Linked DNA regions of Homo sapiens: region 1 is linked to region 2. A link is a loop called in an ENCODE intact Hi-C map of the cell type or tissue named here. Cell type or tissue: spleen. All regions are shown on one strand. Each heading gives the region's core, and the rest is flanking DNA. Links, peaks and the distances in the headings are about the cores only. Region 1 holds the start of LCE3A (late cornified envelope 3A). Region 2 holds the start of LCE3E (late cornified envelope 3E).

What was found. A loop is a pair of places that touch in the nucleus more often than their neighbours do. Peaks named below come from ENCODE experiments on the same cell type or tissue, not always from the same donor. Only the 100,000 strongest peaks of a DNase experiment are listed, where the experiment ranks them.
Region 1: a loop joins it to region 2, with 3 times the contacts of the local background. A loop is called at or near these places in 19 of 110 quality-filtered maps.

The regions. Positions count from the first base shown.
Region 1 is chr1:152,615,884-152,628,092 of GRCh38, reverse strand. LCE3A (late cornified envelope 3A) reads left to right here and starts at 4,990. Exons shown (of 1, transcript NM_178431.1): 1 at 4,990-5,259. The coding sequence starts at 4,990. The coding sequence ends at 5,259. In spleen, for the core only: no CTCF peak of the experiment used is centred there; no DNase peak of the experiment used is centred there; H3K27me3 peaks cover 3,306 bases.
Region 2 is chr1:152,565,268-152,577,476 of GRCh38, reverse strand. LCE3E (late cornified envelope 3E) reads left to right here and starts at 10,697. Exons shown (of 2, transcript NM_178435.4): 1 at 10,697-10,739; 2 at 11,248-11,823. The coding sequence starts at 11,269. The coding sequence ends at 11,547. In spleen, for the core only: no CTCF peak of the experiment used is centred there; no DNase peak of the experiment used is centred there; H3K27me3 peaks cover 1,254 bases.

The DNA.
Region 1 (12,209 bases), core at 1,280-9,279, 51 kb before region 2:
TCAGTTCATCATTGCTTAGAAATTCAAAGATGATAACATAAGGATCTCCCCAAGTTGTTCAAAGTTCAGTGGAATATTTGAAAACCATCTTATAATAATTAGAAAAGAAAAAGAAAGAAAGAAGGAAAGGGGGAGGGAAGAAAAAAATGAAGGAAGGAAGGAAAGAACAAAGGAAGGAAGGGACACTTGCACAGGTTTGAAGTTTGAATTACTGTTTTCCAATGAGATAGTCAAGACACTGAATCATCTAAAAATGGCCTTGGTGATGTCTTCTGTGGTTCCCTCATTCCGTTTGACAGGAATAGTCATAATGGAGCATCATTATGTGTATGGATATGTGGTGAATGTGTGTAGATGGGTGTGCTCAGAGCAGAAGGATGAAAAGTCTCTAGCCATGTGTCCCATAATGCCCAGGGACAATCACTGTTGTACCATAAACTGGGAACTACTAGGAACACTGTGCTACTAGGAACACTGTTGACAAGGTGGTCACTGCTTCCATGAATCTTCATATCAGTGGTTTAAAGTTTTAGATACTTTTGTACCCACCCACCACTCTTAGCTGATTGGGGCTGCAGTGACAACAGAAACATCATGTGTGATATTCACTGGCTTTGTTTGGTCTCATAGACCAAATTGGTTCTTGGTTAGTGGTGCAAAGGAAGGGAGGGAAGAGGAAGGGAGGGAGGGAAGGAGGAAGAAAGAAGAAAAGAATAGAGGTAAAGAGGGAGGGATGGAAGGAAGGAGGAGAATACAAGAAAATAATCAGAGTGTGATTCAGAAGTTTCCCTCCAGGACTTTCTTGACCAGTAGATCATAAGCCTCCACCCCCATTTCTTCAAACATCCTGAAGCTATATCCACTTCAAGGTCCTTCTGTGACCTCAACCTCAAAATTCTCTAAAGAAAGCTTTCTATGCTCCTAATCATTAGGAGAGTTAATAACATAATCTTGGCTAATTCATATCCTCCATCTTGCACAGACAATGAGTCACTAAGTCTTGAATATGCTTTTCTACAAATCCATTCTGTTCTGTCAGTCCCCTGGCCAGCAACTGATCTCCCTTCCTCCTGCCCTCTTTCAAATAAGTTAAAGGAGAGGGTGTGACTAGATGTTTCCTAAGAAGGGACAGACACATGGATACCTGGAGTCATATAATCTCTAATCCAATGACGGGCTTCTTGGGAATCCCCAGGCTGCTCAGTGGGGACTAAGCCTGAGGAAAGGGTGTTCCTTGGCAAAACTTCATCTCCTCATTGGCAACAAAAAGCAACCACTTGGGAGTTTCCATGGGGCCACCACAGGAGGAATGAGCAAGCACAGGATGCCAGGAAGAGCCTTTACCTGCCCTGCAAGTGTAAGAGGCTTGACCTGCTCCACCGATAGCCATATCACACCTCAGAGCCCAGCCCTGGATCTCCCAGGAAAGGGAGCTTCATCACAAGCCTTTCCTCCAGTCTGCCTCCACAGGTAGGAGTTCTTGTCTGAAACTAGGGAAGTTTCACTGTGGCAGGATTCATAAGTCTTAGAAGAAAAGGTGAAAATGATGGAACAAGAAAAAAAAAAGGAAAGAGATTGGAGAATAAAGAGACGTCCAGACAGAGAAGGAACCGGCCCTGGAATTGTATAGCCTTAAAGGCCAAGGCAAAGTGACTCTCAGCCCAGCCACTATTCAACCTCCCTTGGCTGAGTTTCTGCAAGTAGCCGAGAGCTTGGCCCGGGCCATGTATATCTATGAATACATGTATATGGCTACCTATCTATACTTATCTAGAGAAAAAGAAATCTTAAAGAAATTAATCTGGGTAAAAAATTTTCTTTCTGAAACTTGTTTATTTTACCTATATATTGTCTACAAAATGTGATTTTAATTTCAAAAGGAAACATTTTTTATTATTATTTGATGCATCTGAATAGGTGCTAAATAGATCCTGCTGAGATAAGCTGCCAATAAAGCCATCAGCCATACCAAACACCTATCAAGTGCTTCACTCCTAAGTAATTCACCAAGTGCGTTCTAAAGTGACTACCTTTGACCAGCTCCAAGTCCTCTTCCAGGCTCATCTCACCATGGCTCCAGCTCTAGGAGCAGCTCAGATGCCTGAGCTGATCCCACCAGTGTTACTACCTATGGTCATGGTATTGCAGTGGTCAGTGGTGGGAGCTTCCGTTGCTGCCACAGGTCAGTAGGACTGCTGCTGATCTGGGCCTGGCAGTCTCAGAAGAAGAGCATTAGGTGAACCAACAATTCAAGAGATAAGTACTTTCCCTGCTCTGAAGGTATCACAGCCCATTCTCCTCAACCTTTTGGGCTGTGTCTGGAAAAGGCATTTGGTTCAGACAAGGATTAAGTCTGCAGGAGGCCCAGATTTCACTAACAGCATGCTTCCCTCAAGGTGATCCCCTCCTGTCCTTCTCTCACACCCATTCCACCAGCAAAGTCAGTGCAGCAGTGCGAAGAGATCTATGTTTCCTTTACGCTCTTCTCATTCACAACACCCAGTGTGGCATTTCAAAAGTGCCCATTCACATCCTTTGCAATTGTCTCTTTTTATTATTATATCCTCTGAGGGAAGGAAGTAGGAGTACTTAAGGATATAAGGGCAAAGTTACTTCCAGCATAGCTCTGACACTAAAACTTAACAAAGCCTTGAGGACCCCATTCAGCATGTTCCTAAAAACATGCTTCTGGCACACCTGTCCTAGCCTTTCACCAGCTTTCCACCAGGAATTCCCACTCTTCCATTCATAATTCTGCAGAACTATTTTTTTTTTTTGAGACAGTCTTGCTCTGTCACCCAAGCTGGAGTGCAGTTGCGCGATCTCAGCTCATTGCAACCTCTGCCTCCCCAGCTCAAGCGATTCTCCTGCCTCAGCCTCCCGAGTAGCTAGGATTACAGATGCCCACCACCACACCCAGCTAATTTTTGTATTTTTAGTAGAGACGGGGTTTTGCCGTGTTGAACAGGCTGGTCTTGAACTCCTGACCTCATAGAACTCTTAAAAGAATGCATGGTATTGCAGTTTGTTCAAAGTGGAGTGATAGGCAAAGGGGAAGAAGGAACTAATATCCTCTAGCAGTGTATTTTGTACCAAAGAACAAGCATCTTCAGGCTTTCATATACTCTGATCAAAATAACATTTTGCTTAAAATTACAATATAATTTAAATTCATGATTATTAGAAACTTAATATTGTCTCAATTGTGATTATTTTCCTTGGAAGAATATATAGTATAATAAAGATTATTTTAAAATTCATTACAGTGGTTTTTATTTAGAGGCTATGGCATATTGTATTGTATTATTAGAGATGAATTCACTGATAAATTTATCACTGATATAACTAAAACCAAATAGTAAATAATATTCCATTTTTATGAATTCATCATATACAAACTTCAAGCATTATCACAGGTATTCATTAAGTGAAATGCATACAACCCCATCAACCTCATCATTATCAACAAATTCAAAGAAATTTTAATGAATTACTAACATAATATATAGGATTAAATTCAGCCTTGCACATTTCACAGACAGCCAAAAACGGATGCCCCTTTTTTCCCATTAAGTGTGATTTCTGTTGATCCCACAGATGGAGGTCACATTTTTATACCATCTGCACCTCCCTCCACTCTACCCCTCTGCCCCCACAGTGCCCAATGCCACCTTTAAGATGCCATGATATTCCCTGAAGACACTACCTCTCAAGCCATGGCCCCAGCTCCATTCTTCCACCCCTTACTCAACCCAGGTCCAGTGAGCTCAGTGCAGCCAACATCTCAGGACACAGGGGCTGATTCCATCACCTATGTAAAGGAATCCACAAAGCAATGGGGACTGACACCCAAAGGCAGTGACCCCAGCCTGCCATGTTTGTGCACACTTGTGCTGCGTCGCTTAGCACATAGGATGTGATTTAATTGCTCAGTTGTCCATCTGGCCTTCTGAAAAGCTGTGAGCTAGTCAAGGGGAGAAATGTGTTCTGTTTGTCCCCATATTACCAGGCCCCACAAAGGACGTACCCTGGCTTCAGAGCATGTGAGCTGAATGAAGAAAAAAAAGTGGAACAGCAGCCAGAGGGCCTGAACGGTGGATAATTGGACCGTCATCGAGATTTCCTGCTTCCCTTTTGTCATTCCTCAAAATATGCGCCTTAAGAATATGCTGAAAGCCTGGTCCTTGGGAGTGTGTGGTGCTTCCCCTCCCTTTGGGGAGCAAAGGAGGACACATAGTTGGGCTGTGCATCATAATACCCAGGATAAAAGGGCTGAGGCCCTGGGTTCCTCAGTCCACAATCACCTCAGGAAGAACCTTCTCCTGCCTCCACCAAACCAGGTGAGCGTCCAGCTGGCGAGAGGACCTGGGCTGAAAGGGCTGCGCAAACACGTCTGTGCTTCAACAAGGAGAGGGGAGGAGGCAGACACGGTGGAGGCGGCAGAGAGGCTGTGGTGGGTGGCCGGCTGGGACTGGGATGGGAGATGGGCGGGATAGTGAGGAAGACAGACAAGTCTGCGAGCCACTTCAGGGGCTCCGCGATGCTGCGACCTCTGAACCCCCTTTTCCTCATGTGCGCAGAGATGCGTTGCCTCCTCACACCCTGCGCTCACAGGCGTCCAGAGAGACGCCACCCTGGAGGGTCATGGGCGTTGTGTTCACGGGACGCCTGCAGGGGGAGCTGTTCGCATCGGGTCCGGAGGTGTGACAGGCCCCGCAGGGCGTGCGCAGGAGCCCCAGAGGCCCACCCAGGAGTGTCAGCTGCCTCCCAGGCAGGGGAGAGGGCCGGAGGAAGGGGCAGTATCAGGCCGGTTTAACTTCAGATCCGTTTGCATTCCCCTTCCCCAGGTCTTAGCTGGAGGGCAGACTGAGTTTAGGGGAAGGGATCCACAATTAAACCAAAGCATGAGGAGGCCCTGGCCTGAAACCTGCATTGACACGTATTTTGCTTTGCTTTTATTTTGCCCAGGCTCCCTGACCTCCTGCCTAGATGTCCTGCCAGCAGAACCAGCAGCAGTGCCAGCCTCCGCCCAAGTGCCCTGCAAAGAGCCCAGCACAGTGTCTGCCTCCAGCTTCCTCCAGCTGTGCCCCAAGCTCTGGGGGCTGTGGGCCCAGCTCCGAGCGCAGCTGCTGCCTGAGTCACCACAGATGCCGCAGGTCTCACCGTTGCCGTTGCCAGAGCTCCAACTCCTGTGACAGGGGAAGTGGTCAGCAAGGCGGGAGCTCCAGCTGTGGCCACAGTTCTGCGGGCTGCTGCTGACCTGAGCCACGAGATTAAGTAAAAATATTTGAGAAAAGAAAGTGCCAAAATGACTGGAACCAGCCCTAGCCTGGTGCTTCTTTGCTCCTGTCTCCTCTTTCCTACTGAGATGTTCCTTGATGAGTTTCAAGTACTCCCCCAGGGGATTTATCCTGCTGGTCTTAGTGTTTTCCCTCCTTCTTTAATATCCCTGTGCTGTGAAGAATAAAGCTGTGCTTTCTCGTTGCAAGCTCTGTCCAGTGCGTTCCCGTCTTTGCCTTACAGGGGCTGCCCCACATTGGGTACATAGGCCTATCTTAGGAACAGACACAAGTGGGTCATACACCCCTCAACTCACAAAACCCTTTTAGGGGGGTTGTATATTAGTGTGGGAATGAGGTGAGCAGTCTTTCACAAGGTCAAGGACAGAAGCATGAGTTGGAAATAAACACAGAGCTCTGGAAAACAAAGGGAATGAGCTTACTGGGCCCGTTCAGATCCTTCCGAAAACACTTTGGTAGCTCAGCCCTAGATGGCAGAGAAGAAGAGAAGCTCCAGATGGGAGCAGGTCCTTGGTCCTCTGGTTCCTCCAACTCTGATACTCTGTAGTCTTCATGACCCAGGACCACAGCAGCCCCCAGAGCTGTGGCAGCAACTGGAGCCTCCAGAATGCTCTGTTGGGCATGTCAGTGGGATCTGTGGGCCCATGGTGACTCCGGTAGCAGCTTCCTGCAGAGCTGGAACCACAACAGAAATAGACTGGCAGCAAACAACCAAAAGGATACTTGAGGGTTAGGCACTTGGGAGGGGGCTGACAGTGCTGTTAGTTTTTCCTTTCAGGACATCTCAGCTCAGTGATCCCTGGAAGAAATGAAAAAGTAAATCATTGTTTTCTATCTATCTATCTATCTATCTATCTATCTATCTATCTATCTATCTATCTATCTCTATCTACCTATCTGTCTCCCCTTGTCCCTCACCGTCTTTCTCAGACCCTGACCCTATGACCCTAAGCTCACGTTTTTGCTAACCTAAGGGCAGCAGGGAAACAGGGCCTTGGGCAGGGATGAATTGGCTCAGAATGTTTGCTGATCAAGGTATTTTCTCCTCCTACTTTGATTTAGAATCAGAAAAAAAGGAGATGGGACATGGAGAGTGATGATAGTGATGGACTCTACTCCAAGTAACAGCTCTTCAAACTCTAGCCCCTCAGTAGGAAATTCAATAATTATTCAGTAGATGCCCAGATGTTTTCTGATAGAAGGGAACCAGGAAGTCCCTGTAACACCCAAATATCTGGCCTTGATTATCAAGACTGTTGAAAACTAATTGTCTATACTATTTTATTCATTAATTAATTCATTCAAACAACAGGAATTGAGGACACAGTTCAGATATATGTTGACACAAAGGACTCAGAAATGTGTGAAATATGATTCCCATCCTTGAGATGCCGACTGACAAGTCAGCAATCCACTTATGAGCTGGAATGATATGGACTGTTACATAAGTGTGTGGGAAGTCCATGGGACTTATCCTTTGGATGGTAACCCCCTGTTTCCCTGACAAGAGTGAAGTGTCCAGACATTGTCACTAGTATCATTTGTGGGTGTTGGGTGAGGTTTCTGGCCTGCAAAATGACCTTTGATGGTCCTGTGATGGCCTAGCTAAAGTGACTAAGAGGAACTAATGGGACCCAAGAGCCAGGAGTCCCTGGGCAGAAGGTTTCCTGGCAGAGGGAGGAAATGAAGCTGCCCTTTGAGAGAAGTTGGATCTGAAAGGGAAGCAAGCTAAGATAATGGGAGGCAGAATAGTGTGCAGGCCAAGAACATGGGCACTGGAGTCGGACATTCCCATTGCCTCCCCTCTTTTAAATACCAGGAGAAACCTTGAAGAGTCTAGGGGAAAACAAAGCTAAAAAATAAAGGCAAAATGAACCAGAAATGCTGGAATTAAAAGCTGAGCCACCAATTAGCAGTCTAGATCTGTGACATGACAGACTTGCAAATCTAGCAGTCTAGATCTGTGACATGACAGACATTGCTTCAGCATTTACTTGACTGCACTATTGATCCAAGAGATAGGAATGGTTCAGACACAGGGATGCTCATATCACATTGGCCAGAACGCTTTAGGAAAAAGGAGGGATTGAATGATAATTGATGGGAGAAAAAATAAAGTGATGGACAATAGTGGTAATTAAGTTTATTTCACCAGTGTTTCTGCTGAATATAAATGACAGATGTATACTATTTTCCCATTGCATTTAATTTTTTTTAGGTGGAGTCTCACTCTGTCTCCAGGGCTGGAGTGCAGTGGCATGATATCTGCTCACTGCAACCTCCCAGGTTCAAGTGATTCTCCTGCCTCAGCCTCCTGAGTAGCTGAAACTACCACGAGCCACCACGCCTGGTTAATTTTTGTATTTTTAGTAGAGATGGGGTTTCACCATGTTGGCCAGGAATTAGATAATTATCTGGCATATGTAAATAACTTTGATATATTTTGGTAAGACATCATTATTGCAGCAATAGTTCTGAACATTCTAGTTCCATAAAGGTTATAGGAGTGGCCACCCTCTTCAAAGCTTGAATATGTTACAAGCATGACCAAAATCTGAGTCTTTTCAAAACACTGTGGGAACATTAATTTATACTAGGGCTTCAGCAACATGTAGAGTGAACTGACAAGAGGGTGAGGATTTGGCTGATACCTATTTGTGATGATTTTAAAGCATGGTTCAAATTTTTTTTGACATTCCTCTCATTGAGAAGTTAGGCCTATGTCCACTTACCTTGAATCTAAGCGGGCTTGTAACTCCTTTAACCAAATGAATATGGTTGAAATATGCTATGTGACTTCAAAGGCTGGGTCACAAAAGGTCATGCAGATTCCACCTGGTCCTCTTAGGAGGCTGTCTCTGGGGAAGCCAGTTACCATGTAAAAAGTCTCGCTATTCTAAGACCATCATGCAAGAGAGGCCAGATGTAGGTCCTCCAGGTGACAACCCCAGAAGAGGGCTCAGCTGGCATCCAGCATCAACAGCCAACCATCTGAGTGAGACTTCTTGGATGTCCAGCCCAGTCAGCCTTCAGATGACCACAGCTCCAATCAACATCTGACGACAAATGCATGAAATGAGAATTGCCCTGCTGAGTCCTTTCTGAATTTGTGACCCATAAAATTGTGAGAAAACCAAGATGGCTGTCATTCCAATCACTTAGTGTATTGTTTCACATCACTAAGTTTTGGGGTGATTTGTTATGTAACAATAGGACACCCACTGATTTTCTGCCATCAGCAACTTATGTTCTTCCTTCTAAAGTTGTTGGCTCTGCTGAGGTGCCAATAGCCACTAGATAGCTTTCTTAGTCCCCCCAAAATTCACCACTTTCATGCCTTAATGTTTTTCCAAGGTTTATCTCACCTACACTGACACTCATGACACACAGGGTATGATAATCCAACTGAATGCAGAGCAAGGAAAATGTCAGCCTGCAACATGCCCAGTCGATGTCTGCTCCAAGTAAAAAGAAACTTCATCTGTTCCCATTGTATCTACAATGCCTAGAGTGGCACCTGGCATGGGAGATACACTCATTGTTGGGAGAAAAGCTGAGTGTTGGGAGACAAGCTGAGTCAGGGCTTGGAACATGTCTGGGTTCCAGGATCTAAAACCCCCTTGTGGCCTCTGGAATGTGTCTAGACTTGCTGGCTCCTCGCTTCTAGCATTCCCATTATTGCAAGTAGCCATATGTTTCAAAGAAAATGCTAAACCATCACAGCTGTAGCTCATTCACTTAATACATTGCTTCCTTTCAACCCCCACATCCTCACCACCTGTTTCTTTGATCACAAATAAATAGCATGGGCTCCCAGAGCTCGGGGCCTTTGCAGTCTCCATACTAGCATTGGCCCCCTGGTCCCACTTTATTTCTTAACTGGTCTTTTCTCATTCCTTTGACTCCACCGGACTTCGTAGCCCCCCCCCAGCCTGGTGTTGGGTCTGATCACCCCAACACTCATCAAATGTTTGTGCAATCTCAGTCTCTATGCACCCTGAAATGCACACAATTCCTGTGAATTTTAGGCCAACTAGCTTCATCAATGCTTGTGGCTTTGCATGTACAACTTAGCTGAATGTGGGACTCAGGTGTTCCCATAAGGAGCTTGCCCATCCTTTTCCTTTTTTCTCCATTATGTGTTTTAATTCTGACTTTTAAAAAGTACTTCCCAAGCATGTCTTAAGTGTACCAGAGCAAGAAGCCTATTACATTGATTCAAGTCTACTCAATTGTAAGCTTCAAATCTCTGTTCACTTTCTCAGAGAACCCTTCTCAGCCAGTTAAGTGATTTGACTAGCAGAGCAGATTTGACTTCAACTTTCAGTTATGGTTCCTTTTGACACTTTTCATTCCAGTTTCTTAAGAAATAATGTGTCCACATATATTGGAGCAAAACTGATTTTTCCAGTTTGCCACTTTTTAAAAATGAAATTAAAAAAAGTATTATAATCAGTTGAATTCCCAAAGTATCATATAGGTCTTATTCTCTGTCTAAAATGTCCAAGCTCAACCTCTAATTTCTCTCAAAAGTTTCTGCTTTGACTGTAGCCACAGCTATATGATTTGTTTTCATCTTTCTGAAGTTATCTCAAGAACCATCATAGCTTGGGTTGAACAGTCCCCAGTTTTGCAACATTATTTCCAAAATCCAGCTATCAAAATGAAGCAGCACTGATGATTCACATCAATCACTTTGGTTTGGAGTAGAGATAAAACACTGCCATATTCCAATGTTGGGGCAGGAGCTGCCCAGTTAGAGTCCAGTGGTAACTAGAATATGGCTGTGTCTCATTATTGTTGAGTTCAAAAAGTAACACACGACAGAAAATAATAATGAGTTCAATTCTATCTCAAATATCTTAAAAGAAATTTACAGATATGTAATCTGTACCCCCAGAAGCATTCATCATGTCCGCTTTTTTCTGTTTTCTCAGAGCACAGAGCCTCTCATTAGCATTCCCGTCAGAGAAAACTTCAATTCCAATTGCTTCAGAATCCACTGACTTCAGCTAACCTCCCTCCCTAAGGTCCATTATGTGCAGCTTGACTTGATCTTCATCCTTCAGACCTTTCTTTCTGCCTCCACATGCTCCATCCACTTTGGTCTCATTCTTGTCGATTTTCTGATTCTCTACATCACCGTCAATGGAAACTGTGGGCTACAGGGTCAAATCACTCCTCCCACGGTATCATCCAAGAAAAGTCAGGCCTTTATTTTTTTTAATTATACTTTAAGTTTTAGGGTACATGTGCACAACATGCAGGTTTGTTACATATGTATACATGTGCCATGTTGGTGTGCACCCATTAACTCGTCATTTAACATTAGGTATATCTCGTAATGCTATCCCTCCCCCCTACCCCCACCCCACAACAGGCCCTGGTGTGTGATGTTCCCCTTCCTGTGTCCATGTGTCCTCATTGTTCAATTCGCACCTATGAGTGAGAACATGCAGTGTTTGGTTTTTTGTCCTTGCGATAGTTTGCTGAGAATGATGGTTTCCAGCTTCATCCATGTCCCTACAGAGGACATGAACTCATCATTTTTTATGGCTGCATAGTATTCCATGGTGTATATGTGCCACATTTTCTTAATCCAGTCTATCATTGTTGGACATTTGGGTTGGTTCCAAGTCTTTGCTATTGTGAATAGTGCCACAATAAACATACGTGTGCATGTGTCTTTATAGCAGCATGATTTATAATCCTTTGGGTATATACCCAGTAATGGGATGGCTGGGTCAAATGGTATTTCTAGTTCTAGATTCCTGAGGAATCGCCACACTGACTTCCACAATGGTACAGTCCCACCAACATTGTAAAAGTGTTCCCATTTCTCCACATCCTCTCCAGCACCTGTTGTTTCCTGACTTTTTAATGATTGCCATTCTAACTGGTGTGAGATGGTATCTCATTGTGGTTTTGATTTACATTTCTCTGATGGCCAGTGATGTTGAGCATTTTTTCATGTGTCTTTTGGCTGCATAAATGTCTTCTTTTGAGAAGTGTCTGTTCATATCCTTCGCCCACTTTTTGATGGGGTTGTTTGCTTTTTTCTTGTAAATTTGTTTGAGTTCATTGTAGATTCTGGATATTAGCCCTTTGTCAGATGAGTAGATTGCAAAAATTTTCTACCAGTCTATAGGTTGCCTGTTCACTCTGATGGTAGTTTCTTTTGCTGTGCAGAAGCACTTTAGTTTAATTAGATTCCATTTGTCAATTTTGGCTTTTGTTGCCATTGCTTTTGGTGTTTTAGACATGAAGTCCTTGCCCATGCCTATGTCCTGAATGGTATTGCCTAGGTTTTCTTCTAGGGTTTTTATAGTTTTAGGTTTAAGATTTAAGTCTTTAATCCATCTTGAATTAATTTTTGTATAAGGTATAAGGAAGGTATCCAGTTTCAGCTTTCTACATATGGCTAGCAGTTTTGGGAATCCTTTCCCCATTTCTTGTTTTTGTCAGGTTTGTCAAAGATCTGACAGCTGTAGATATGCAGCATTATTTCTGAGGGCTCTGTTCTGTTCCATTGGTCTATATTTCTGTTTTGGTACCAGTACCATGCTGTTTTGGTTACTGTAGCCTTATAGTAGAGTTTGAAGTCAGGTAGCGTGATGCCTCCAGCTTTGTTCTTTTGGCTTAGGATTGACTTGGCAATGAGGGCTCTTTTTTGGTTCCATATGAATTTTAAAGTAGTTTTTTCCAATTCTGTGAAGAAAGGCATTGGTAGCTTGATGGGTATGACATTGAATCTATAAATTACCTTGGGCAGTATGGCCATTTTCACGATATTGATTCTTCCTACCCATGAGCATGGAATGTTCTTCCATTTGTTTGTATCCTCTTTTATTTCATTGAGCAGTGGTTTGTAGTTCTCCTTGAAGAGGTCCTTCACATCCCTTGTAAGTT
Region 2 (12,209 bases), core at 1,886-9,885:
CTGATGTGAGAAATACTCTAACCAGTTCTGATTACTCTCCAGCTCAGCACAGTTGCTGAAAGTAGGAACCACAGCCGTCCTGTTTGATTCATCACCACAAGCTGCTTGTTACTCAAAACTGGAGACATTCTTGGGTAGCGCTCCACCATGGGACAGAAACAGTGTCAAGTCATGATTCAAATATGTCTCAAAAATATTGAGAATGCATAAGGTTGGTTGGGAGGTTGGAGTTGCTACCCTGTGTGTGAGGCCTTGCCACATGGACCCCACACCAAGGAGCCCACAGATCTAGCCAGAACCACTCCACTAGTCCAGAAACTGAGGACCACTGTTTAGAGCAGGACTAGAATTCATGAGACAAATTCCTAACTGCATATCACCTGAAAGAGAAAAGATCCAGCCTTTGAAGAAATAAAGCCTGCCATCAAAGTCTATGGAAAGAGGACTGGAGGCTCCAAGCACCTACCAAGGTCAAGCTCTTGATGTCAAATTGTCCGCCAATTCTTACACCCACTGTGAGTCCACTCAGGAGGGAGAAGAAATAGGAGTTGGACCAACTTATGAAGTTTGAACCTGCAATACCAAGACAGTCAAAGATAGATGTTATGCAGTTCATGATGCTGCCCCTAAAAGTGGACCCCAACAGGTCACTAATAAAGACCACCTCAACCCAGCCTAGGATTCAATAATTAATAATTAATCATTCATTATTTAAAAACTATTTATTAAACATCTATTATATACTGACACCTCTATAGATACTGGAGATACATTAGAGAAAATGAAAAAATAAGATGTTCTCAGGGAACTTCCAATCTAGTGGGTCCATTCAAGACAGTCCTCTGATTTGCTTGTAAAACAGCAAAGTAAGGTATCAACACCCCTCTATCCAGTTGGTTTCCCATATCTCTGGATTGAGGAGGCAGCAGTGTAGCTTTGATAAACACAATGAAAGACACTAGCCTGAGAACAACATTGATGATTAAATATACTGGCTTTGCTACTGCAAAAAGCTCATGTAGTAACACCTTACTTTTATACCACAGACAGCAATCAAGTAAGAATAAGGGATGAGTTGCTAGTGGTGATGAGAAGAATATTAGTGCACTAGAAGGCCTATGTTCTCAGACCACTGCCAGTGGAAAAAATAATGTTTGCACCAGTAGTATGAAGGTACTCTCATTTTCCTCCTGTTAGACCTTATCTCAAAGTGGGTAGCCACAACTATAGGCTTTCCTGTAGTAGGATAAACAGACACATTTACTGTACTAATAATGTTTTCTCAAAAGCCGTGCATTTTTATTTAACTTTTATTTGAAGTTCAGGGGTACATGTGCGGGTTTGTTATACAGGTAAACTTATGTCATGGGGATTTGTTGTACAGATTATTTTGTCACCCAGGTATTAAGCCTAGTACCCATTAGTCATTTTCCCTGGTCCTCTCACTCCTTCTATTCCCCACCCTCTGGTACGTCCCTGTGTCTGTTGTCCTCTCTATGTGTCCATGTGTTCTCATTATTTACCTGCCACTTACAAATGACAACATGCAGTGTTTGGTTTTCTTTTCTTGTCTTACTTTGCTAAAGATAATGGCCTCCAGCTCCATTTATGTTCCTGCAAAGGACATGATCTCACTCTTTTTTATGGCTGCATAGTATTCTATGGTATACCTGTATCACATTTTCTTTATCCAGTCTCTCTTTGATGAGCATTTAGGTTGATTCCATGTTTTTGCTATTGTGAGTAGTGCTGCAATAAACATATGTGTGCATGTGTCTTTACGAGAGAACGATTTATATTATTTTGGGTATATACCCAGTAACGGATTGCTGTGTTGAATGGTATTTTGGTCCTTAGGTCTTTTAGGAATAGCCACACTGTCTCCAACAGCAGTTGAACTAATTTACACTCACGTCAACAATGTATAAGCATTCCTTTTCCTCTGCAACCTTACAACACCTGCTATTTTTTGACTTTTTAATGACAGCCATTCTGACTGGTTTGAGATGATACCTTACTGCGGTTTTGATATGAATTTCTCTAATGATCAGTGGGATGTTGGGCTTTTTAAAAATATGCTTATTGACTGCATGCACCTCTTCTTTTGAAAAGTGTCTGTTCATGTCCTTTGCTTGCTTTTTAATTGGGTTGTTTGTTTGTTTTTTTTCTTGTAGATTTGCTTAAGTTCCTTATAGATGCTGGATATTATTAGATTTTTGTCAGATGCATAGTTTGCAAAGATTTTCTCCCATCCTGTAGGTTGTCTGTTTACTGTATTGATAGTTTATTTTGCTGTGCAGAAGCTCTTTAGTTTAATTAGATCCCATTTGTCATTTTTGCAATTGATTTTGGTGTCTTTGTCATAAAATCTTTGTCCATTTCTATGTCTGGAATGGTATTGCCTCAGTCGTCTTCCAGGGTTTTTATAATTTTGGGTTTTACATTTAAGTCTTTGATCCATCTTAAGTTGATTTTTGTATATGGTGTAAGGAAGGAGTCTAGTTTCAATCTTCTGCATATGGCTGACCAGTTATCCTAGCACCATGTATTGACTAGGAGTCTTTTCTCCATTGCTTGTTTTTGTCAGCTTTGTTGAATACCAGATGGTTGTAGGTGTGTGGCCTTATTTTTTGGCTTTCTATTCTGAACCACTGGTGTATTTGTCTGAAAAAAATACATATTGTTAATTACCTGTGTGATATAAAAGATTTGTCTTATTCTTGAGTATGCTTATATTTCAGAAGAAAATGCGTCTTTATTGTTATAATAAAATGCAATAGGAAAATTCTACAGAGCTGATTCAAATGCAGTTTTTACAGGCATTAGTCACACATCAATTGCATTACATCAGGTATACATAATAACACTACAAAATGTATCTATAATTATTCACCTTCAATTAATTATAATTACCTTTCAGATAAATTCTCCCTGAATATCCCAGCCTGGGTGAATCACCTTCTTCTCTGACCCATGTCTGCAACTCAGAAACTTACAAAGTGAGTGGCTTACTGACACATCGTTCATCAGATGTAGGTTAGTTTCTTATCTCCATCTCTGGTTGCAGCTCTAACATCCGTGGTCCACTGTGCTTTCATTCCATTGTAGTTTTTTCTCTCTTCAAACACCTTTACCTTATGACAACTATCACCTGAAGAAATAAGAAAACAAAGCCTGAAATATCTGACTCCCCAACCTATGTTCTTAATGAACCTATTATTCTGGCCGCTTCTATCCACCACATTCTGTCCTCAGACAGGAATTTTGTCCATCCCCCTTCTCTCTGCAGGGACACCTCTGCCTCCTAGGTTTCATGAGTTTCTCTGTGTCTCTCTGACCATAAACTGCAAGGGGAGGTCAGACTCCTTATCCCTTTGTTCCTGCTCCATGCCCATCATCAGCTCCTATAGGCTGCTGACCTCACCTCAACTACTCTCAAGTGATACCAAATGACAACCTCTGGGCACACTGAGGAGACAGGAGACTGATAGCCAAAAGCTCTTGCATAAGCCTCAGGACTCAACACATGTTTTATGTAGCTTTCATCATCTTGGGTCATAGTCATTTGATCACCTGTCTGTCTGCCCTGCTACAAGGTGAGCTACTCAACCAGAACCACATCTCATTTATTTATAATTAGGTGTGTCCACCATCCAATGGATTGCACATCTATCACCATGCCCACTGTGTAATATCTGTTCATTTTTTAGAGAATAGAAGAAAGTAAAGAAGGAATGTAAAGAGAGGGGGAGAGCAAAAGAGGATGGGAGAAAGAGAAGAAAACACACCAAAAACAAACTTAAGAAATAGGTACCCGGACAGTCTTGGGGCATCCCAGATCCTTCTCTTAGAAAAACTTACTCTTTCCTCCCCCACACCTCCCGCCCCCCCGCCTACTACCAGGACCCTGCAGCCTATAAGCAAGCAACATAGAACCTGGTAACAAGATCCTGTCCAGAGAGTCTATGAACTAGAACTTCCTGAGACATCTGCCTCTTTCCTCAAGGTGTTCAGACAGACACTCCCTGAGCACCAAGCTTCAGTCACTAAGGTGCCCCCCAGCTCAGGCCCAGGGAGAAGCCTCAGACCCCTTGGTGTGACAAAGACAGGTAAAGAAGTAGAAGAGGATAGTAGAAGTTGAGACTAGAGAAATCAGCCAGTTCCTGACCAGCCAGAGACTAGTACTGTAGCCAAAGAATTTTTTGTTTGTTTTGTGGACAATAGGTACGTATGCACGTAAGCCCACAGGTGATCTCATTCTCCAACCTCCAATTCTTTCTCTTCCACCTCATGTGATCTGATCCTCTCAAACCTGACTGTGCATCAGAATCACCTGGGAGATACTAAAACCCTGATGCCTAGCCCAAGCCAACCAGCGTCTTGAGGGATGAAACTCAGAGTTTTGTATTTTTAAAAAACCCTCCAAGATGATGCCAATGTGCAGCCAAAGCTGAGAACTTCTGAGGTAGAGGATTCTCTTCTCTCCAGAAATTCCACCCTCCCTGATCTCCTGGCATCCATCTTCTCCCTACCTCCCCGACCCCCATCTCCTCTTTCTATATGTGACTTTCTGAAATAACAAAACTTTCTTCAACTTTATCTGCCTTCCCTACACCACTCTTAGCAACTCAAAGCCCCCTGGATGATTGGAGGTCTGACCCATTCCTCAGCACTCCAGGCCCACCATGACCTGTACTGAAAATTGGAGCCCAGCTCAAGAGTAAAGAAAGATCATGTCACAGACCACCCAAGATAGCTCACAGAAACTGAAGGTTTTGAGGGTGACATGGAGTTTGGAGACAAAACTTTTCATTGTTGACATCTGAAGTCTTTCACATTTTTCACCACAAAGCCCTGATTTTACAGTGATAATTAGCTCCAAGAAGGAATGTTTTCCTAAATGCAGTTTAAAAAATATTATGCAATTTATGAAATTGAGTATTGATTTATTTATTGACTGATATTGGAAAGAGAGGAAGAACCAAGAGAGATCCTTGGCAGGAAAATCTTCCAAGGGCCTCTGAAGTTTATTAAGTAGTCTGAACTCAGTGTCAGATACAAATAGTGACTTATTTTTCCTCTAGTCTCTGTCTTCTACTATGTTATACTGACTCTACTTTGATAATATCTCAAGTGTGTTTCAGGCCTTTCTAATCATTTTTCAGGTATTCAGGAAGCATCCTATCCTGTCCAGTTGGATATAACTCAGAATAAGAATATTAACTCCTCCCTCTCCAACCCAGCACAGCCCAACTGTCTCCTAAAGGACTGTGTGGAAAACAGGCATCTAGTGTGTGGAAAAGAGACATGGTTAGTTCCATCATTTATTGTCCACCTCCTCCTCTCCCCTGCGGGTTCCCTTTATTCTGCACTGTTTTGAGGCCGGAATGAGAAAAGGGGGGACAAAGCAAATATCTCATATTTGGCTGGTACTGCTAGTGTCTCTCAGTGGCTGCATCCTCTCTGTGCTGACCCATGAGGGCTCTCTTACCAGATAAATGACTGATTTCTTTAAGGAACCTTTAGCACAGTGACCTGATGTGAAAAATTTGGCCTCTTTTGACACTCCCCTGCACTCTTAGCCCCATTGGTACAGGCCTCTTGCCTTGATAGCCACATTCCCAGCAGGACTGTGGCAGTACAGCTATGCCTAGCTGCCCTCCAAACTGTCCACTGGCTCAGGGAAACTCATGAACTCTGGCCATGTCAAGCAGTAAGGGACTGGCTGCTTCTCTTTTCCCCATTCTCCTTTCCATTTTCCCTTTCCAATTATTTTTCACTCTCCAGAATAGCCAGAGAACTGTTCAGCAAGTCCAATGATGACACTGAGACCTGAAATTTTAGTCTTCCTGGGTTTTGCGTGTGTGTGTGTGTGTGTGTGTGTGTTTTATTGTTTTGTTTTGTTTTGTTTTGAGATGGAATCTTGCTCTGCCGCCCAGGCTGGAGTGCAGTGGCACAATCTCAGCTCACTGCAAACTCCGTCTCCCTGGTTCAAGCGATTCTCCTGCCTCAGCCTCCTGGGTAGTTGGGATTACAGGCACCAGCCAACACACCCAGCTATTTTTGTATTTTTAGTATAGATGGGGTTTCACCACGTTGGCAAGGCTGGTCTTGAACTCCTGACCTCAAGTGATCCACCCACCTTCACCTCCCAAAGTGTTGAGATTACAAGCATGAGCCACCGCTACTGGCCAAGTCTTTCTGTTTTTTAGGCATTGATAAGTTCTACAATTTGTCCCCTTGAAATTTCTATGACTTTTCCTCTAGTGGAGGGTAAGAGTAATAACCTGTTGCTTCCCCATGTGAAATGTAAGGGGAAAATCCACAGCATTCTATCCAGTTTTGAAAACTTCTCATTACTATAACAAGAGAAGAGTGATAGCATCTCAGGGCTCCTTCCAACCTCTTTATAAGGTGGAGAGTTATTTGTGCCTATTGTTTACAAGTTGGCAGTTATTTTTGTCAAATCTCAATAAAACAGGAAAAGCTTAATCTTACTTTCTCATATATGACCTGGATATTATATGGAAGCATCTCTGTGGTGATGAGAAGAGCTGTATATCTCAAAATAATAATGCTTATTGGATGTGAAGTTTGTGACCCAGATGAAAAACTAGGGACTCATGTTTTCACTTAAGAAGACAAGGTTGGGAATGATTGAGCAAGGATCTCCAAAAATCTGCTCTTCCATTAAAAACACCTTGAAAATGAAAAATTGTGAAAATCAACTTTTGCAAAACTCTGGAGATTTACCAAAGGCTTGCAAAAATATTAGAGTGTTCACTTAAGAAAAGCAGTTGAATATGGGTAAGAGCAGTGAGCTTTGTGACATTTTAACTTGCCCTATTATCATCTCCCTGTTCCCAGTGCCATAATAGTCTTGAAATCTAAAATGCTAGTAGCACATGGAGGTAACAGAACATATCTGAAACTATCCAAAAACCCCATCCCTAGAGAAATGTCATTATCTGACTATATGGCACATAATGAAGATCCCATTCCCATTTCCCCTAGAAATCCCAACTAGCCAAGCTTGTTTTCATTCCAGTTGACTCAGAACTCTCTCACTGAAAACAGCTTTTACCCCAGGGTGTTTGCCAAAAACAATCAGTAAAAAATGTTTAGCATCACAGCTGCCTGTGATGGTGATAATAGTTGGGCAAATCAGAAGTTGACCAAAAACTTAGATGGAAAATCTGAGGAATGAGATTCTCATAGAGAGTTTTAAAAATCTATGACACATTTCTGGAAATCTAGGAGACTATGTGGACTTACAGGGTGTGTGCATGTACAGAAAAGACCTGGGAAGACCCTAATATCTCAACTTTGACTGATCTTGAAGTTCCATCCAAGCAGGAAATGAAACCTAAGACAGATTTGTAAACTGTCTTCTGAAGTCTTGAAAACATGCCCCAACATACACACAGAGGTCCTCAGCAAAGGTTGAAAGACATTAACTCAAGGCATTTAAGGAAATCTCTGTCTACTAAGCTAACTGAGTACAGAGTTAAATGACTACACACAATAAAGAATACAGATTTTACAAAATTGGTTCAGGAAAGTCATGAAGCAAATGGACAGTGAAAACAAACAGCAACAAACCCCAGAGAGGGTTGGGAAATTTGATTTCCAGGATTTTATATCATTTTAAATGTCCAATTATTAACCAAAAAAGAAAGAAAGCTACAAATAAACAAGAAAGTATGACCTACACAAGGGGCAAAGTCCAGGGAGGTAGTCAAGAGAGACTGTCCCTGAAGAAGTTTAAACATTGGTTTTACTAGACAAAGATAAAAATCAACTATTTTAAATGTGCTTAAAGTACTAAAATAAACTACGTCTTAAGAATTAAAAGAAAACATAAGAATGTTGTCTTGCCAAATAGAGAATAACAACAAAGAATTAAAAAGAATTTCTTAAAACAACCAAATAGAAATTTGAGGCTTGACAAATATAATAACTGAAATTTAAAATTGACTAGAAGGGCTCAACAGCAGGTTTGAACTAGAAGAACAAATCAGTGAACTTGAAGATAGGTCAATTGTGATTATCCAACCCGAGGAACAGAAAGAAATAAGATTGAATAAAAATTAACAGAGCCTTCAGAGGCCTGTGAGTAACCATCAAGCCCACCAACATGTTTATAATAAGAATCCCAGGAGGAGATGAGAGAAATAAAAAGACAGGAAGAATATTCAAAGGAATAACAGTTAATTACTTATCAAATTTGATGAAAAATATTAATCTACACATCTAAGAAGATCAACAAACTCCTAGCAGGGTATAGTCAAACCTCTCCACACCTAAACACACCATAGTACAAATGTCAAAAGACAAAGAGAGAATTTTTAAAACAGCAAAAGAGAAAAGACCCATCATATACAAAAAAAATTAATAATAACATTAACAGCTGGTTTCTCATCAGAAACCATGGAGGACAGAAGCCAGTTGGATAACACATTCAAAGTGCTAAAGAAAAAAAAAGTAAACCAAGAGTTCTATATCCAGCAAAACTATTCTCCAAAAATTAAGACATTCCCAGATAAACAAAAATTGAGAAAATTTGTTTCCAGAAACCCTACTCTACAAAAAATACTAAAAGGATTAATTCAGTCTGAAATGAAATAACACTAGAGAGTATTTGAAATTTTTATGAAGAAACGAAGAGCATTTGTAAAGTTAACTACATGGTAAATATAAAAGACAGTATAAATGCATTTTGTGCTTTTAAGTCTTTTTTCTCCAATTTGATCTGAAAGACAACTGCATAAAGAAATACTTATAGAACTGCATTGATGGCCTTCTAATGTAAAGATATGATTTATATGACAATAACAGTATACAGAAGGGGGAGGGAACAAACCTACACAGGAGCAAAGCTTTGCGTGCTATCAAAATTAAGTTGGTATTGATCTGAGTTATAATCACTGTAAGTTAAGATGTTAATAAGAACTCCCAAGGAAACCACTAAGAAAATAACTCAAAAAATATACTAAAATATATAACATTGAAATTAAAAGGGTATACTAGAAAATGCCTGTTCAATAAAAAACAAAGCCATAGTGAAGAAAAAGAGGGGCAAAGAAAGTTATGAAATATATAGGAAATAAATAGTAAATGGTAGACATAAATTCTACCTTAATAGTAATTACATTAATTGTGAATAGATTAAATACCCCAATCAAAAGGCTAAGACTGGCAAAATGGATAAAATAGCATGAACTAACTATATGCTATCTATAAGACACACATTTTAGGCTCAAAGACAAAATAGATTCAAAGTAAAAGGTAGAAAAACATACACCATGCAATGGTAATCAAGAGATCTGGAGTGGCTATACAATACTGGACGAAATAGACTTTAAGACGAAATTAATGGCAGAGACAAAGAGGACATTTTATAATGACAAAAGGATCCATATCTATTAAAGAAATAATTATTATACATATATATGCACCTAACAATGGAGTCCCATATTACATGTAACAAAGACTAACAAAATTGAAGGGAGAAACAGACAACTCATAAACAATTTAACAATAATACTTGAAGCTTTCATACTCCACTTTCATTAATGGAAGAACAACTAGGAAGAAAATCAACAAACTGAAGACTTTAACAACACTATAAACCAATTAAATCTAACAGACATCTTGTTGAACACTCCAACCACAATAGCAGAATACACATTTTTCTCAATTGCACATGGAACATTCTGCAGGGTAGACCATTTGTTGGGTCATAAAAGAAGTATCATTAAATTTTAAAACACTGAAATCATACAAAGTATCATCCGTAACCACAGGAGAATGAAACTAGAAATCAATAACAGAAGGAAAACTGGAAAATTCAGAAATGTCTTAAGCAACCAATGAGTTCAGAAAGAAATCACAAGGAGAATTAGAAAATACTTTGAGATGAATGAAAATAAAAATACAACATACCAAAAATTATGGGATACAGCAAAGGAAATGCTTACAGGGAAATACATGGCTGCAAATGCCTACATTAAGGAAGAAGAAAAATCTCAAATCAATTACCTAACCTTCTGCCTTAAAACACTGAAAAAAAGAAGAAACTAAACATAAAGCAGGAGGAAGGAAATAATAAAGATTAAGTTTGTAGCTGCATTATTCACAATAACCAAAAATTGGAGCTAACTCAAATGTCCATCACTTGATGAATGGTTAAATAAAACGTGCTAAATTCATAAAGTGAAATATTACTCAACCATAAAGAAGAATGGAGTTCTGACACATGCTACAGCATGGATAAATCTTAAACAATATATTAAGTGAAAGAAGCTAATGCAAAATGCCATATATTATATGATTCTATTTATATGAAGTGTCCAGAATAGGCAAGTCCATACAGGCAAAAAATTGATTACTAGTTGCCAGAGGGGCAATGTGGAATAAGGAGTGACTACTAATGAGTGGTGATAAAAACAATTGCTTCAAGGAAGGTAGGATTGCAACCCCCAGCAGGCCTGAATGAGGTGAAGGTAAACAGGCGTCAGACCTTCCTGGTTCCCTCTTGTCAGGCATCTTGGTGAGTACACAGGAAGGTGATGAATGGATAGTCTCAAGGGTGTGCCTGGCTGTCACCTCCCCTGGTTGTGAAAGCAGCAGCATGCCCAGCCTGTGCATCACACACCCTGCACAGGATAAAAGCACTCCTGCCCTGGGCTCCTCCACAGTCTCCTCAGGAACAGCCTTCTCCTGCCTCTCTGCACCTGGTAAGTATTCAGCAGGGGACAGGGCTTGATATGGGATGTTAGAACAGAAAGCTAAGGCCATAGCAGAAGAGATGGAAACAGAGAGGTTTGAAACAAAGACCCAGATACAGGACTGTGAGAGGGCAGCAATGGGGGAAGGGGGCAGGAGGGAGACCCTGCAGGAACTGACAGCAATTCCATGACCTGCAAAGGCCACAGAGCTCACAATTCCCTCCCATCCTCTTTCTACTCAGGCAGGCACATTTCCTGTAACATCCATTCTACAGAATTCTTTTTCCCAAAAGGGTGCATTCCCTAGGGGTTCTTTGGAGAAACAGAAACACACGTGCCCACTTAGACTCACAGCAATCTGTCCCGGGTGGAGAGCAATGTGAGAAGTATCTGGCATATCCCACCAGCTCCACATCAGCTTCCCTCACCCTCTTGCAGCTCTTGCCTCAGGAGGCAGCTGGTCTTAGAGACGTTGGACTGTAGATTTTGAACTAAGAAGTGGCTTCGTTTTCTCCAGGACATCTCAACTCCTGCCAAGATGTCCTGCCAGCAGAACCAGAAGCAGTGCCAACCCCCACCCAAGTGCCCCTCACCCAAGTGTCCCCCAAAGAACCCAGTACAGTGTCTGCCTCCAGCTTCCTCTGGCTGTGCCCCAAGCTCTGGGGGCTGTGGCCCTAGCTCCGAGGGCGGCTGCTTCCTGAACCACCACAGGCGCCACCACCGATGCCGGCGCCAGAGGTCCAACTCCTGTGACAGGGGCAGTGGTCAGCAAGGCGGGGGCTCTGGCTGCTGCCACGGTTCTGGGGGCTGCTGCTGATCCAGATCCTGATGCTGAGACAAGCGATCTTTGGAGGAAACAAGAATCCCAAGAGGCCAAGAACAGCCCCATCTGACGCATGCCTTCCCATATACCCTCTTCTGACTTTCACAGGCTGAGCTGGAGGTTTTCCTGTGGGGGATCTGAGCTCTCCCCAGAAGGCACTTCTTGTTTTATGTACAGGATGTCATATGTCCCCCTACCCCTGTACCTGCCAAGGATTGGCAGTGCTTGTGCCCAACCTCGTAAAAAAGATAAAGTTCCTTGTCCTCATTACCACCAGCGTCCCACTGGGCATTTCACAGTCTCTCTCCTCAGCTCTTTGGTCAGTACAACCCAGCTCAGGAGCCAAACCTTATCTCTGCACCAGGAAAACATAGTGGATCCGACCCCGCTCCACTGATGGAAGGGAAGGGGAGAGTTTTATGTTGTAGTGGGAGGGAGAGAACGACACAGGTTGTGCTGGTTTGAGGCCCTGAAACTCAACCTCAAACTCAAAGAGGGTATCAGTGCAAAAATTGACTTTTCCTGTAAAATCTGAGAGGACATTAATACAATTGGGGAATTTCCAGTGTATGACAGAAGACCACTAGTTTGTTTTGATGAGCTGTTTCTGGAGTGCTAACTAAGAAACCGGAAATCAAAAGGCAAAAAAGCAGAAA